Regions from separate parts of the Homo sapiens genome. Here region 2 is linked to region 1. A link is a loop called in an ENCODE intact Hi-C map of the cell type or tissue named here. Cell type or tissue: GM12878. All regions are shown on one strand. Each heading gives the region's core, and the rest is flanking DNA. Links, peaks and the distances in the headings are about the cores only.

Region 1 (8,873 bases), core at 372-8,371:
AAAATAAATTTGGTCTGAGCAAGCCTTCAGAGCCTTCAGAACCAACCATAACCAAAGAAGATAAGACCAGAGCTATGAACTATGATGAAGAGGTAGATGAAACCAGGGAAGTCTCCATGACTAAAGCATCTCACTCTTCAACCAAGGAACTCTATGAGAAATATATGATTGCTGAAGATCTTGGGCGTGGTGAGTTTGGAATTGTCCATCGTTGTGTTGAAACATCCTCAAAGAAGACATACATGGCCAAATTTGTTAAAGTCAAAGGGACTGATCAGGTTTTGGTAAAGAAGGAAATTTCCATTCTGAATATTGCTAGGCATAGAAACATCTTACACCTCCATGAATCATTTGAAAGCATGGAAGAATTAGTTATGATCTTTGAGTTTATATCAGGACTTGACATATTTGAGCGCATTAACACAAGTGCTTTTGAACTTAATGAAAGAGAAATTGTAAGTTATGTTCACCAGGTCTGTGAAGCACTTCAGTTTTTACACAGTCATAATATTGGACACTTTGACATTAGACCAGAAAATATCATTTACCAAACCAGAAGAAGCTCTACCATTAAAATCATAGAATTTGGTCAAGCCCGTCAGCTGAAACCAGGGGACAACTTCAGGCTTCTATTCACTGCCCCAGAATACTATGCACCTGAAGTCCACCAGCATGATGTTGTCAGCACAGCCACAGACATGTGGTCACTTGGAACACTGGTATATGTGCTATTGAGTGGTATCAACCCATTCCTGGCTGAAACTAACCAACAGATCATTGAGAATATCATGAATGCTGAATATACTTTCGATGAGGAAGCATTCAAAGAGATTAGCATTGAAGCCATGGATTTTGTTGACCGGTTGTTAGTGAAAGAGAGGAAATCTCGCATGACAGCATCGGAGGCTCTCCAGCACCCATGGTTGAAGCAGAAGATAGAAAGAGTCAGTACTAAAGTTATCAGAACATTAAAACACCGGCGTTATTACCACACCCTGATCAAGAAAGACCTCAACATGGTTGTGTCAGCAGCCCGGATCTCCTGTGGTGGTGCAATTCGATCTCAGAAGGGAGTGAGTGTTGCTAAAGTTAAAGTGGCATCCATTGAAATTGGCCCAGTTTCTGGGCAGATAATGCATGCAGTTGGTGAAGAAGGAGGACATGTCAAATATGTATGCAAAATTGAAAATTATGATCAGTCTACCCAAGTGACTTGGTACTTTGGCGTCCGACAGCTGGAGAACAGTGAGAAATACGAAATCACCTACGAAGATGGAGTGGCCATCCTCTATGTCAAAGACATTACCAAATTAGATGATGGTACCTACAGATGCAAAGTAGTCAATGACTATGGTGAAGACAGTTCTTATGCAGAGCTATTTGTTAAAGGTGTGAGAGAAGTCTATGACTATTACTGCCGTAGAACCATGAAGAAAATTAAGCGCAGAACAGACACAATGAGACTCCTGGAAAGGCCACCAGAATTTACCCTGCCTCTCTATAATAAGACAGCTTATGTAGGTGAAAATGTCCGGTTTGGAGTAACTATAACTGTCCACCCAGAGCCTCATGTAACATGGTATAAATCAGGTCAGAAAATCAAACCAGGTGACAATGACAAGAAGTACACATTTGAGTCAGACAAGGGTCTTTACCAATTAACAATCAACAGTGTCACTACAGATGATGACGCTGAATATACTGTTGTGGCAAGGAACAAATATGGTGAAGACAGCTGTAAAGCAAAGCTGACAGTAACCCTACACCCACCTCCAACAGATAGTACCTTAAGACCCATGTTCAAAAGGTTACTGGCAAATGCAGAATGCCAAGAAGGCCAAAGTGTCTGCTTTGAGATCAGAGTGTCTGGCATCCCCCCACCAACATTAAAATGGGAGAAAGATGGTCAGCCACTGTCCCTCGGGCCTAACATTGAAATTATCCATGAAGGCTTGGATTATTATGCTCTGCACATCAGGGACACTTTGCCTGAAGACACGGGTTATTATAGAGTCACAGCCACTAACACAGCTGGGTCCACCAGCTGCCAGGCTCACCTACAAGTGGAACGCCTGAGGTACAAGAAACAGGAATTCAAGAGTAAGGAGGAGCATGAGCGACACGTACAAAAACAAATTGACAAAACCCTCAGAATGGCTGAAATTCTTTCTGGAACTGAAAGTGTACCACTGACACAGGTAGCTAAAGAGGCTCTGAGAGAAGCTGCTGTCCTTTATAAACCGGCTGTAAGCACCAAGACTGTAAAAGGGGAATTCAGACTTGAGATAGAAGAAAAGAAGGAGGAGAGAAAACTCCGGATGCCTTATGATGTACCAGAGCCACGCAAGTATAAGCAGACTACCATAGAAGAAGACCAACGCATCAAGCAGTTCGTGCCCATGTCTGACATGAAGTGGTATAAAAAGATACGTGATCAGTATGAAATGCCTGGGAAACTTGACAGAGTTGTACAGAAACGACCCAAGCGCATCCGCCTTTCAAGATGGGAACAGTTCTATGTGATGCCTCTTCCACGCATTACAGATCAATACAGACCTAAATGGCGTATTCCTAAACTGTCCCAAGATGATCTTGAGATAGTGAGACCAGCCCGCCGGCGTACACCTTCTCCTGATTATGACTTTTACTACCGACCTAGAAGACGTTCTCTTGGGGACATCTCTGATGAAGAATTACTCCTCCCCATTGATGACTACTTAGCAATGAAAAGAACAGAGGAAGAGAGGCTGCGTCTTGAAGAAGAGCTTGAGTTAGGTTTTTCAGCTTCACCCCCAAGTCGAAGCCCTCCACACTTTGAGCTTTCTAGCCTACGTTACTCTTCACCACAAGCTCATGTCAAGGTGGAGGAAACAAGAAAAGACTTCAGGTATTCAACCTATCACATCCCAACGAAGGCTGAAGCTAGTACAAGTTATGCAGAACTGAGGGAACGGCATGCCCAGGCTGCGTACAGACAGCCAAAGCAACGGCAAAGAATCATGGCTGAGAGGGAGGATGAAGAGTTGCTTCGCCCAGTTACGACCACCCAGCATCTCTCAGAATACAAAAGCGAACTTGACTTCATGTCAAAGGAGGAAAAGTCTAGAAAGAAATCAAGGCGACAAAGAGAAGTGACAGAAATAACAGAAATTGAGGAAGAATACGAAATCTCAAAACATGCTCAAAGAGAATCATCCTCATCTGCGTCTAGACTACTGAGACGACGGCGCTCCCTGTCTCCAACTTATATTGAGTTAATGAGGCCAGTGTCTGAGCTGATCCGGTCACGTCCACAACCGGCTGAGGAATACGAAGATGACACAGAAAGAAGGTCACCTACTCCAGAGAGAACTCGCCCACGATCCCCCAGCCCTGTGTCTAGTGAGAGATCACTCTCGAGATTTGAGAGGTCTGCAAGATTTGATATCTTTTCCAGGTATGAGTCCATGAAAGCTGCTTTAAAAACTCAGAAGACATCAGAAAGGAAGTATGAAGTTTTGAGTCAGCAGCCTTTCACACTGGACCATGCCCCTCGAATCACACTGAGAATGCGCTCGCACAGGGTACCATGTGGCCAAAATACACGTTTTATTTTAAATGTTCAGTCTAAGCCAACTGCCGAGGTTAAATGGTACCACAATGGTGTGGAACTCCAAGAAAGCAGTAAGATTCATTACACCAACACGAGTGGAGTCCTCACCCTGGAAATTCTGGACTGTCATACTGATGACAGTGGAACCTACCGTGCTGTGTGCACCAACTACAAGGGCGAAGCTTCTGACTATGCAACGTTGGACGTGACAGGAGGGGATTATACCACCTATGCTTCCCAACGCAGAGATGAAGAGGTCCCCAGATCTGTTTTCCCTGAGCTGACAAGAACAGAGGCGTATGCTGTTTCATCATTTAAGAAAACATCTGAGATGGAAGCTTCGTCTTCTGTCAGGGAAGTGAAATCACAGATGACGGAGACAAGGGAAAGTCTCTCCTCATATGAACACTCTGCATCTGCAGAAATGAAAAGTGCTGCATTAGAAGAAAAGTCACTGGAAGAAAAATCCACAACCAGAAAGATCAAGACGACTTTGGCAGCAAGAATTCTAACAAAGCCACGGTCCATGACCGTCTACGAGGGCGAGTCTGCAAGGTTTTCTTGTGACACCGATGGTGAGCCGGTACCAACTGTGACCTGGCTGCGTAAAGGACAAGTGCTAAGTACTTCTGCCCGCCACCAAGTGACCACCACAAAGTACAAATCAACCTTTGAGATCTCTTCAGTCCAGGCTTCCGATGAGGGCAATTACAGCGTGGTGGTAGAAAACAGTGAAGGGAAACAAGAAGCAGAGTTCACTCTGACTATTCAAAAGGCCAGGGTAACTGAAAAGGCTGTGACATCACCACCAAGAGTCAAATCCCCAGAGCCTCGGGTGAAATCCCCAGAAGCAGTTAAGTCTCCAAAACGAGTGAAATCTCCAGAACCTTCTCACCCGAAAGCCGTATCACCCACAGAGACAAAACCAACACCAACAGAGAAAGTTCAGCACCTCCCAGTCTCTGCCCCACCAAAGATTACTCAGTTCCTGAAAGCAGAAGCTTCTAAAGAGATTGCAAAACTGACCTGTGTGGTTGAAAGCAGTGTATTAAGGGCAAAAGAGGTCACCTGGTATAAAGATGGCAAGAAACTGAAGGAAAATGGGCATTTCCAGTTTCATTATTCAGCAGATGGTACCTATGAGCTCAAAATCAATAACCTCACTGAATCTGATCAAGGAGAATATGTTTGTGAGATTTCTGGTGAAGGTGGAACGTCTAAAACCAACTTACAATTTATGGGGCAAGCCTTTAAGAGTATCCATGAGAAGGTATCAAAAATATCAGAAACTAAGAAATCAGATCAGAAAACCACTGAGTCAACAGTAACCAGAAAAACTGAACCAAAAGCTCCTGAACCAATTTCCTCAAAACCAGTAATTGTTACTGGGTTGCAGGATACAACTGTTTCTTCAGACAGTGTTGCTAAATTTGCAGTTAAGGCTACTGGAGAACCCCGGCCAACTGCCATCTGGACAAAAGATGGAAAGGTAACCAGTTCTTAAATGTCTCTTTCTTTTATCTTCTAAAATATTTTATCTTCTAAATTCAGCTTCCCAAAAAAAGCTTAAAATGAAATCACTTTTTAAAACACAAATCATTTGCATTCTACAGGCCATTACACAAGGAGGTAAATATAAACTCTCTGAAGACAAGGGAGGGTTCTTCTTAGAAATTCATAAGACTGATACTTCTGACAGTGGACTTTATACTTGTACAGTAAAAAATTCAGCTGGATCTGTGTCCTCTAGCTGCAAATTAACAATAAAAGGTAGGTTGGCTTTTGTTTTTACCCACATTTCTTCAGAAGATAATATTAGGGAAATATTTTCAAACATCCCCCCTTATATACACATACAAGAAAGTATTAAAATAAAATTATTTTCCTAATTCCAGAATACAATTTGTACACCAAAGCAGAAACACACATTTGAAGTTAGCATATGCTTTTCTATGAGCATAAAAAGCAGTTATTAAGTACCTAGTTATATGTGGTATTATATAAGATTCCATAGTGTCAGCCCCTGCTCCCAGGAATATTTAAGAATAAAGTCAGTGAATATACAAAATGGCACTACTTGCCTAAACCTTCACAGTTGCTAATTTTCCAAAGCAGTGCAAAGTTAATTAAAGAACTATTTCTATTTTACCAATTAAAATTAGTTTGCTTTCATTTCAATCTTCTGAAAGATAATTTAATGTTTTGGTTACTCAAAATCTCCCAAATCCACTTATCTCCTAAATCCGTTGACTATTCTTTTCAAGACTTTTTTCCTTAAGTCATATGAATCATCTTTGGCTCAGTTTAGTTTAAGGAATCATTACAGTGATCTCAAAAGTCACACATGATAATTTTCCAAAAGTGGAACTGAGAAAGTATTAGGTATTACCTACATTGCATGAAGAAGTTGACTTTTTTTCTTTTTATGTTTTTCACACGCAGAATCTAGAAGAGTAAAAGGTGGGGGTCTCTTTCTAATTAAGTTTGCCTTACAGAGGTTTCTTTTTTAGCTATAAAAGATACTGAGGCACAGAAAGTCTCTACACAAAAGACTTCTGAAATTACACCTCAGAAGAAAGCTGTTGTCCAAGAGGAAATTTCCCAAAAAGCCCTAAGGTCTGAAGAAATTAAGATGTCAGAGGCAAAATCTCAAGAAAAGTTAGCCCTCAAAGAGGAAGCTTCAAAGGTTCTGATTTCTGAAGAAGTCAAGAAATCAGCAGCAACCTCCCTGGAAAAATCCATTGTCCATGAGGAAATCACTAAAACATCACAGGCATCAGAAGAAGTCAGAACTCATGCTGAGATTAAAGCATTTTCTACTCAGATGAGCATAAACGAAGGTCAAAGACTGGTTTTAAAAGCCAACATTGCTGGTGCCACTGATGTGAAATGGGTACTGAATGGCGTAGAGCTTACCAACTCTGAGGAGTACCGATATGGTGTCTCAGGCAGCGATCAGACCCTAACCATCAAGCAAGCCAGTCACAGAGATGAAGGAATCCTCACCTGCATAAGCAAAACCAAGGAAGGAATCGTCAAGTGTCAGTATGATTTGACACTGAGCAAAGAACTCTCAGATGCTCCAGCCTTCATCTCACAGCCTAGATCTCAAAATATTAATGAAGGACAAAATGTTCTCTTTACTTGTGAAATCAGTGGCGAGCCATCCCCTGAAATCGAATGGTTTAAAAACAACCTGCCAGTAAGTTTAATTATGAATATATTATTGAAGAAAAACTAAAATACCATGTCTTCCACATCTGAAGAACTTCAACATTTCTTTTCTTTTTCCTTTGTCTTAGATTTCTATTTCTTCAAATGTCAGCATAAGCCGCTCCAGAAATGTATACTCCCTTGAAATCCGAAATGCATCAGTCAGCGACAGTGGAAAGTACACAATTAAGGCCAAAAATTTCCGTGGCCAGTGTTCAGCTACAGCTTCCTTAATGGTCCTTCGTAAGTATCTCCTCACCCTTCTTCCTTACATGTTTAAGGCCTTTAGATCGTTTTTTTGCCTCTCTTTCAAGCACAGAAAACTCTAAGAAGCCTTATTAAATTCCATGTGAAAGAGGGACAGCCAACTGATGTGAATTCATTCTTGTAGTCAAACTTTCTTTATAGCTACACAGAAACTTGGATAGATTACATTTCAAAGTAAAGCTACCAACTGCCGTGTAACATTTATTTGCAGGATGCACAATATGTCAATTACTTTCTATATGACTAATCATTTTTCTCCTAGTGATTCCTAGCACCTGCATGTAATGTAATGATAGAAATATAAGGATTCATGTTTTGGAGACATTGAGCTAGCTCTTGACAAATGTATGTATATATGTATTTGCTTATGCTTCAACAGCAAATTGTTTGGGTTATGCTGCTGTGTGTGTGTTGAAGTTTCCATTTCTGTAAGTCAGCGTCATATGTCATCAATTAACCAGATGTCATTGATGTTCACTGTGTATCTGCTATGCTCCACAGCTCTAGTTGAAGAACCTTCCAGAGAGGTAGTATTGAGAACAAGTGGTGACACAAGCTTGCAAGGAAGCTTCTCGTCTCAGTCAGTCCAAATGTCTGCCTCCAAGCAGGAGGCCTCCTTCAGCAGTTTCAGCAGCAGCAGTGCTAGCAGCATGACTGAGATGAAATTTGCAAGCATGTCTGCCCAAAGCATGTCCTCCATGCAAGAGTCCTTTGTAGAAATGAGTTCCAGCAGCTTTATGGGAATATCTAATATGACACAACTGGAAAGCTCAACTAGTAAAATGCTTAAAGCAGGCATAAGAGGTGAGCAATAAAATTACTGGTAGAGGTAGACAAGCCAAGTAACATGGTGTAGTCTTTAGTACACACAATTCAGTAGAAAGCAAATCTTTATTTTTTTCAGTGATTCTAAGACCTTTTTTTTGTCATTGTTCCATAAAGGAATTCCGCCTAAAATTGAAGCTCTTCCATCTGATATCAGCATTGATGAAGGCAAAGTTCTAACAGTAGCCTGTGCTTTCACGGGTGAGCCTACCCCAGAAGTAACATGGTCCTGTGGTGGAAGAAAAATCCACAGTCAAGAACAGGGGAGGTTCCACATTGAAAACACAGATGACCTGACAACCCTGATCATCATGGACGTACAGAAACAAGATGGTGGACTTTATACCCTGAGTTTAGGGAATGAATTTGGATCTGACTCTGCCACTGTGAATATACATATTCGATCCATTTAAGAGGGCCTGTGCCCTTATACTCTACACTCATTCTTAACTTTTCGCAAACGTTTCACACGGACTAATCTTTCTGAACTGTAAATATTTAAAGAAAAAAAAGTAGTTTTGTATCAACCTAAATGAGTCAAAGTTCAAAAATATTCATTTCAATCTTTTCATAATTGTTGACCTAAGAATATAATACATTTGCTAGTGACATGTACATACTGTATATAGCCGGATTAACGGTTATAAAGTTTTGTACCATTTATTTTATGACATTTTACAATGTAAGTTTTGAAACTAACTGTTGGTAGGAGAAAGTTTCTTATGGAACGAATACCCTGCTCAACATTTAATCAATCTTTGTGCCTCAACATACTGTTGATGTCTAAGTATGCCTCAGTGGGTTGAGAAAATCCCCATTGAAGATGTCCTGTCCACCTAAAAGAGAATGATGCTGTGCATATCACTTGATATGTGCACCAATACCTACTGAATCAGAAATGTAAGGCATTGGTGATGTTTGCATTTACCCTCCTGTAAGCAACACTTTAACGTCTTACATTTTCTCTGATGATGTC
Region 2 (8,873 bases), core at 506-8,505, 130 kb after region 1:
TTCACAGCACAGTTGAACTTTTGAACTGAATTTTTAGTAACGTTCACAAAATAGTGTCAGATATTTTATTTTCGACACAATTAACTTCTAAAAGTTTTACTTTGATTTCATAAATTGGATGAAAAAAATTGAACTACTTTTGGAATTACTTCAGTTGATTTTCTATTTGAAGCATCTTATGCCAGTGGTATAAAATTGACATTATTTAACTATCTGCAAAGTTCTGCTCTTGGAGCCAACACACTAACAGCTATTACTTCATGTTAATGTACACACACGAAACTTGGATTAAAAAATGAGTAAAGGTAATTTAGAAGTAGAGACATGTGAACTGAATGAAACTCATGCTTCACGGAATGCTATGAAAATGTCCCTTCTGCTTTGGGAGGCTGAGGCAGGCAGATCACCAGAGGTCAGGAGTTTGAGACCAGCCTGGGCAACATGGTGAAACCCTGTCTCTACTGAAAATACAAAAAATCAGCCAGTCATGGTGGTGCATGCCTGTAGTGCCGGCTACTCAGGAGGCTGAGGCATGAGAAATGCTTGAGCCCTGGAGGTGGAGGTTGCAGTGAGCCAAGATCTCACCACTGAACTCCAGCCTGGGCGACAGAGTGAGAATCTGTCTCAAAAAACAAAACAAAACAAAAACAAAAAAAAACAAAAAAACAAAGCCCCTTCTGCTGCTCTGTGTGTCAAATCACCATCTTTAGGCATGAAGTTCTTAAAATAACAACTAACTTTTCAAATACATGCTATGGCTTATTCACAAGATTTAAATCTGGTTTTCAAGTTAGAGACTGAATATACAAACAGACAAGGCCACATCATATATGACAATAGAACTCTTACCCACAGCCTCTACAGCAGGGGTGTCCAATCTTTTGGCTTCCCTGGGCCACACTGGAAGAAGAATAATTGTGTTGGGCCACACACAACATGCACTAACACTAATGATATCTGATGAGCTAAAAAAAAAAAAAAAAAAAAGTAAAATAAATCTCATAACGTTTTAAGAAAAGTTTATGAATTTGTGTTGGGCCACATTCAAAGCTGTCCTGGGCCACATGTGGCCCACAGGCCGTTGGTTGGGCAAGCTTGCTCTACAGTAACCGGTCCAGGAAACCGTATTACAACTCCTACAACAATCAGTCCAGAACAGTCAGGACTTGTTCAATGGCTGCCAACTTCCCTGTTTTTAACCCCTCTTCCAACTCAGGACCAACCAGAGAAAGTCAAACATGCTCCCTAAACCAAACACCTAAGAGGCCTTGCTTCCACTTAGCCCACCCGCATCTCTTCCTGCCAACAACTTCCAAACCAAATATATCTGAAATTGCTTAAAATATAGAGCTTGACTATTCTCTTTCCTGCCTTTGAGTCTCTGCCAAATGCAAGTGATGGAGGCTGACTCTCTTGCTATAGCTAGCTCTGAGTCAGTAACCTCTGCCCTCATTTGGGTGGTCTTCTCTACTTCCCATCATTGATTTCATGATGGATGAAATGACCAATAGTGGATGGTAAACATTGATGAACACTTGGTACAAGTTACATATCCTTTATCAATTTTCTTTTCCTTTTTCTTTTCTTTTTTTTTGAGACGGAGTCTTGCTCTTGTTGCCCAGGCTGGAGTGTAATGGCTCACTGCAACCTCCGCCTCCAGGGTTCAAGTGATTCTCCTGCCTCAGCCTCCCAAGTAGCTATCAATTTTCTTAAAAAACAAATATTCAGTACTCTATCTCTTATTACATGTGTCCTTTTTTAAAAAGCTAGCTTCTTACAACAAACAAAAAGTTGTTATCGGGCCGGGCGCTGTGGCTCATGCCTATAATCCCAGCACTTTGGGAGACTGAGGCAGGAAGATCACTTGAGGTCAGGAGTTTGAGACCAGCCTGGCCAACATGGAGAAACTCCATCTCTACTAAAAATACAAAAATTAGCTGGGTGTGGTGGCGTTCGCCTGTAGTCCCAGCTGCTTGGGAGGCTGAGGCAGGGGAATCGCTTGAACCCAGGAGGCGGATGTTGCAGTGAGCTGAAATCACACCACTGCACTCCAGCCTGGCGACAGAGCAAGACTCCGTCTCGTTAACAACAAAAAAAATTATTATCAACCAAGAAAATAAATGAACAGTAGTAGACTTTCACCATGCAATAAATACTAGAATTACTATAGCAAGAGTGAACGGACTGTTATACACTCTTCCATAAGACTGTTAAACCTCTATGTACTCTATAACTTTCCACAATTTTCATTGACCCTGCTTCATGTACCTTGCATGCCAAGGCACAGACCACAGCACAACAGACACACCAAGTAGCTGAGCAGTAGCATCAACTGCTTCTCCCACACGACTGGAAGGATCCGGCTGTCCTCAGCCCCTCAGTCTGAGCATACTTTGTCTTATCATCAAGAACCATGGCTACTCTCCTTGAAATTTTAGGACGTATTTAGTTATATTGACTCCTGCAAGGGTCTGTGAGAGAGAGAGAGGATATTGTTAAGGTTTTCACTTTCTTTTTTTTTCAGATTTAATCATGTGTTAAGTGAGAATCTTGTTCATTGTATGCATCTACTCATATACTGCTAAGTATATGAGTGAGACCATGTCTCTAAACTAAAAGTAAAATGTAGATCTCTAATAAGCTCATGCTGGCTTATTTATTTATTTATTTAGAGACAGAGTCTCACTTTGTCCCCCAGGCTGGAGTGCACTGGCATGATCTTGGCTCCCAGCAACCTCAACCTCCCTGGTTCAAGAGATCCTCCTGCCTCAGTTTCCCAAGTAGCTGAGACTAGAGACACATGCCACTGCACCCAGCTAATTTTTGTATTTTTTGTAGAGACAGGGTTTTGCCACATTGCCCAGGCTGGTCTCCAATTCCTGGGCTCAAGCAATATGCCCTCCTTGGTCTCCCAAAGTGCTGGGATTACAGGTGTGAACCACTGCACCACAGTGTCAAGAGGCTCAGGAGCTGATTAATAAGTTTCCCACTGGCCAAAGAGGAGACAATTTAAGCATCAGTAAAAATAATAACTGCAACGGGTTAAAACATATTTAAATTATTACTCCTAGCATTTTGGGAGGCCGAGGCGGGCAGATCATCCGAGGTCGGGAGTTTGAGACCAGCCTGACCAACATGGAGAAACCCCATCTCTACTAAAACACAAAATTAGGTGGGCGTGGTGGCACATGCCTGTAATCCCAGCTACTCGGGAGGCTGAGGCAGGAGAATCACTTGAACCCGCGAGACGAGACGGAGGTTGCAATGAGCCGAGATCGCACCACTGCCCTCCGGCCTGGGCAACAGAGTGAGACTCCGTCTCAAATAATAATAATAATAAAGCAATTGGGGAAGATGAGCAGCTTAAAAAATAATAACCAAAAAATACTATGCTAACATATAGAAAATTCTGAGAATGAAGTAGAAAATTAAGTATTTTGGAGGAGAATCTTAAGGAAGAGAAGGGTTGAATGTGAGGTGGTTTGATTTTCTTTGAAAGAAAAATTCTCATTCTTATATTTCTCTTCTAAAATTTTATAAATCTGAATTTGAAGGGTAAAGTACTAAGCTGTTACATTTGGGAAGTTTACTCTTGGTAAACTTTAAAAATGATGGACAATTTCAGGAATAAGTAGGAAATACTGAGCTTTCATTATTTATACCTTAGAGTACTTGCTATATGGATGACCTCGTTAAGAGACTTGAGAGCTTCCTGGCAGAGATTTATTTTTATAGTTTTCACTCCCTCCCAACCCATCAAACCCATTGTTTTAAAGAGAAAACAGCCCTGTTAGCATGTATGTTAGCAGAACCTGTGCTGTTGAAGCAGGCTGGTCTTCAGGCAGACAGCTGTCCACATTGCACAGCTGCCTGGCCAAGCAGCTGCCAGACAGGCCGTGCAGTTCTGAGTCAGGCCAACCCACATCCTTCAACGGTCAACCCTTGCCATCTGATGGCTTTCTGTCTGAGTCAACAAACTGTTGTCACGTATTCAGTTGTTTATCCCATCGTATCCTCCAATTCTGTACTTAGCAAGCTAAAACAAAACCAAGAAACCACTGCCTACCACCAGCAATAGTTTAATGTAACTGGGGCTATATGCACTTTTATAAAAGATTAATTCTCTGGCATGATTTTATAATTGGGCAGGAAAACTGACTTATGGCAACTGTGACTGTATAATCACAAACTATGCAAATGAAAGTTTCATCTATTATGTCTCTCTATTTTCAATTTGCTTCCCAGTTACTTAAGTACATATGGCAAAGGGGGTGGGGGCATTTCTTTGTCATTTCAAGTGTTTAGCATTTTCTCAATCTTCTCTCGCCACCTCCCCCTTCCCTCTAAGCTGATAACTTCTGGTGCATACACAGAAAAGGAGACAAGACTGACTTCTTTGTGTGTTCTTGCCAACCACATCAAAGTTTCTCCTCAATAGAGCCCTAGGAACTTATCCCTAGGACGTGATATTACAAGGTCCTCACATTTCTGTGATTGGACAGTGTCAGGATAGACTGGGTACCAGCCCATAAATGCACCACAGTGAGGCCAGGCTGTAGAAAGGCCCCAGAGCATGTGAGTTTATCACATTCCAGCAGGATTGAAATAGGTTGACTACCAATGTTTGTTTTACAAAAAACAGATTTTGGGATTCCAGTTAACCAAACAGTTGGTATGTTGTTTTGACACTCTGAAAATATTTCTTCCTCTACTTCTTTTGAAGAAATTGGAGACTTGGAGATTAAGACTGATAAATCATCTACTTATAATACGTGTACAGATTACAAACTAAACACATCATCATTGTTTTATTGAAAGTGTTTTCACCATTGACAGATAGAAAATAGCCCCCATGAAATCTCTCTTCCCAAGGGAGAATTATTGAATGAATGTAAATGAATCCCTAGAACTTTCCCAAGAGACCAAGATGGAAGAAACTCTCACCTAAGTGATTGTGAGTTTCCTGCAGACTTCATGAACTACAGCTTTTCTCCCATAATCTAGAAACATGGGAAACTGAAGGCAACTCTAAGTCTTTTTTTGTTTATTTATTATTATTATTACTATTTTTTGAGATGGAGTCTTGCTCTGTCTCCCAACCTGGAGTGCGGTGGTGTGATCTCGGCTCACTGCAAACTCTGCCTCCTGGGTTCAAGTGATTCTCCTGCCTCAGCCTCCCGAGTAGCTGGGATTACAGGCATGTGCCACCACACCCAGCTAATTTTTGCATTTTTAGTAGATGGGGTTTCGCCGTGTTGGCCAGGCTGGTCTCAAACTCCTGACCTCAGGTGATCCACCGCCTTGGCCTCCTGAAGTGCAGGGATTACAGGCATGAGCCACAGTGCCCAGCCTTAAGTCTTTTAATATTCAGGAAAATTCAGTTCAAAATTCAGGAAAAGAATCTGTGTTTTAGTATTCGATTTGAAAACACATGAAGAAGACCTGGAAATATAGTCAGATATAAGTACTCAAGCTTTATATCCTATGTGAAGTCTCTTGCTTCAAACAGATAAAAATATTTGGCAAATTTAGTAATTTTTGTAAAATTAGTAATGTAGAAAAGTCATCAGGACATACTGTACACAAAAAAATCTCTTTATGTAATTCATTTATAATTTATTGAGTTTCCTGTGCTGTTACAAATGTAACATTCTCATATACAACATTCATTGAAGAGGCACAATTCTTATTTTGAGGTGGCACAGATTAGACAAATTTTTCAGTGAATAATTCCTCTTTCATTAGGAAATTTAACCACAAGCTGTATTTTCGTAGAAAGTTGCTTGAAATTCTTTTCCTAAAAAAATTTAATTTTTCTATCTCAAAATGACCGTATGCAAACGAACAGTACATAACTACTGTCTTCATACCTTCTAATATAAGCAGAGTAATTTCACAGTGGAGTTTTTTCAAACAGAAATTAAAAATATGTATTATTTTCAGGGAAGAAGCTGACCTGGATCAAGAATGTCCTGCTAGACCTTCTTGTTAAGTAGGTGATCAAGAGTGTGCTTTGCCACAGGATTTCCCTGCAGGCTTTCCCTACCAGTCAGGACCTCATCAGTCAACTGAAAAACTCCCCTTAGAGACATAGACAAAGCCTAAGAGAGAATGGAAGGTGAGGTGGGGGTACTGATTCTTGGCTTTGAAGAGTAAACTTCTGGTTATCTGGCTGGTTAGATTGCCTCTAGGAATGTATTTTTACGTTCTCCGGTTTAGCAAAAATCTTGCCTTTTAGGTTTCAGAGTTCTGTCCTCCCCACTCTTTATCTCCATATTACAGGGCTGGCGTTGGGACAGAAGTCAAGAAAATGACAAAGTGGCAAAGTGAGTCACAGGTCACTGAGCTCTAATTTTTTTTTAAATGTCTTTTTTATTACTTTTTTTTTTAAGACAGGAACTTGCTCTGTCGTCCAGGCTCAGGGCAGTGGTGCAATCATAGCTCACAGCGGCATGGGCGTCAGGCTCAAGCCATCCTCCTGCCTCAGCCTCCTGAGTAGCTGGGACTACAGGTGCGCACCACCATGCCCGGCTCAGTTTCCGGTTCTTGAACTAGACTTTCCTACTGAGTGTCACATGAAAAAAAACAAACAAAAAAGACTGAGGCACAGGGACAAAGGAAAGAGTATTTAGCTGGCACACTCTCACCTTAGTTCTCCATCTACCTTAAAATGTCCCGGGGGCAGAGGGTGCTTGTTACAATGAGGATTCTCGGTCCACACCCTAGATCTGTGGACTCAGAATCTTTGGAGGGAAACTCAGGAATCAGCCTGTAAACAAATATCCAAGATGATTTTCGTGGCCCACCTGGGATCCAACCATATGCCCCCAAGAAGCAAGATCCCTGCCCCAGTTAGAGAACCTACTTTTTTCCCCAGATTCCATTTCTCTTGTATTCATTCTTGCCTTGTTTCTTCATTAGCATTTCATGTTAACCATTTTGTATGTGATCTTGTCTGGAAAGTTTTCTACTTTTGAGCAAACTTTTAGGCTCCGGATATAAGGAATAAGGCTTTTAGGCTCAGGATGTAAGGAATAAGCTTTCAACTTGCACAACTGCCAGTAAGTTCACTGGACACTTTCATTTCCATTGCTTTTTCAAAACTAGGTTTAGTAACTTTGTTTCCAGATGGGGAGAGAGGATATTAGCAGAATTGGAAAAGCAGCATTCTTGAGCACTGGGTGTTTCAAATGTTTGTGACACAAAAGTGGGGTTGGGGTGGGGGGATGATAAATAAATCAGCATAGGCTACTTCCCTGATCATCATCATCAAAATATCATTTCAAGAGCAGTCATTCTGGATACCGACGGCTTTGTCAGTGAGTCTTTCATTACACAGAAGAGAAAAACACTTCCCAGGGTTTCCTCAGCGCCACCACCAAGTGGTGTTACATCACCAGAAGCATGGAAATTAATCCATTAATTTACTTGGACATTTTGACATAAAAAAATAAATGATTGTTTTCTAAGCATTTCAAATCTAAATTTTTTAAATAATTTTTTTTCATTTTTGGGGGAAAATCTAAAATTTGTACCGGGCTACCAGAACTAGGACTTAATGGGATTCTTTCTGTTACAACATGTTACTACTTGATGGCGGATACTGGGGTAATGGAAGGGGAGGGTGCATATGCACGTGGCCTTCTAGAAAAATCCCATATGCAATACATATAAGAAAATACGCTAACTTTTAAAAATAATAAAAGCAGATCAATGGTTGCCTCAGGATAGAGGATGGGGAAGGATTACAAAGGGGCAGGGGAAACTTTTGGGGATGATAGATATGTTCACTATTTTGATTATGTCAAGGGTATATACATACATCAAACTGTATCAAGTACTGTTCAAATATGCGAAGTGTATTATATGTCGGTTATACCTTAATCAAGCTTTAAAAAGAACTTGAGTCCAGGCGCGGTTGCTCACACCTGTAATCCCAGCACTTTGGGGGGCTGAGGCGGGTGAAACACTTGAGGTCAGGAGTTCGAGACCAGCCTGGCCAACATGGCAAAACCCCCGTCTCTAACTAAAATACAAAAATTAGCTAGGTGGGTGGCACACGCCTGTAAACCCAGCTACTCGGGAGGCTGAGGCACAAGAATCCCTTGAACCTGGGAGGCGGAGGCTGCAGTGAGCCGAGATTGTGCCATTGCGCTCCAGCCTGGGTGACAGAGCACTCAAGACTCTGTCTCAAAAAAAAAAAAAAAAGTACAGCAATATCAATAAAATTAACAAAAAAAGAACTTGAAAAGACAAAAAAATTCTAGCAACAATTTTATTAAAAAACTAAATAGATGAGAATTAAGGGAAAGTGGGTGTCTAAGATAAAAGAAGTAATAGTTCTAGCATATTCTCTAACAGTATTAAGAAGTTCAATTGCTCACTTTATGAATTAAGTGTTAGAAGAAACAGGTGGAACACAAATAAGATGATACTTTGCTTTATGAAAACTTAATATTCCTCTCTCTACAATTGCCCTCACTTCTATTTGGGAGGAAGGAATGGCTAGAAAAAAAAATTGCAGAAAATAAGAACATTTTTGTTTTATGTTTTTTTCTTACCAATTTGAAGATACCAAAGTAACTAATAAAATGTATTTATGGGGTCATATGGTAATATGTAATCCATGAAAAATTAATAGTATTCACTAGGAGGCTAACTGAAGTGGTTTTCAATATTGAATGTCTCTGAAACTGTACATAAATACTGTATATTTTACAAACAATGACACAGTGTAAAAGAACATACATGTGTATCTATGCCTTTCACTATGTTAGGAGCAAGGCTGGAGAAAATGAACTAAATCAGATGTTGTTTTGGAAAACAAAAGGATGCATATGACAGGTAAGTTCTTTTCCACTTATCTGTAAGCT

The links. Hi-C counts contacts between places; a loop is a spot of excess contacts. Peaks named below come from ENCODE experiments on the same cell type or tissue, not always from the same donor. Only the 100,000 strongest peaks of a DNase experiment are listed, where the experiment ranks them.
Region 2: a loop joins it to region 1, with 2.4 times the contacts of the local background. A loop is called at or near these places in 6 of 110 quality-filtered maps.

Annotation. Positions count from the first base shown.
Region 1 is chr2:178,526,449-178,535,321 of GRCh38, reverse strand. TTN (titin) reads left to right here. Exons shown (of 363, transcript NM_001267550.2): 358 at 1-5,081; 359 at 5,206-5,362; 360 at 6,103-6,794; 361 at 6,895-7,048; 362 at 7,574-7,876; 363 at 8,015-8,873. The coding sequence ends at 8,310. All of the region lies in intron 1 of TTN-AS1 (TTN antisense RNA 1), which reads right to left. Among named protein-coding and RNA genes, the nearest start is that of TTN-AS1, 7.7 kb to the right of the region's middle. RefSeq lists enhancers at 3,838-3,887, 4,198-4,277, 4,288-4,677, 4,708-4,897. In GM12878, for the core only: no CTCF peak of the experiment used is centred there; DNase peaks (open chromatin) are centred at 4,481 and 7,564; H3K4me3 peaks cover 3,202 bases; H3K27ac peaks cover 4,562 bases.
Region 2 is chr2:178,399,620-178,408,492 of GRCh38, reverse strand. OSBPL6 (oxysterol binding protein like 6) reads right to left here. Exons shown (of 25, transcript NM_032523.4): 25 at 5,600-8,873. Among named protein-coding and RNA genes, the nearest start is that of CHROMR, 9.6 kb to the left of the region's middle. RefSeq lists an enhancer at 3,936-4,115. In GM12878, for the core only: no CTCF peak of the experiment used is centred there; DNase peaks (open chromatin) are centred at 3,932 and 4,332; H3K4me3 peaks cover 674 bases; H3K27ac peaks cover 2,640 bases.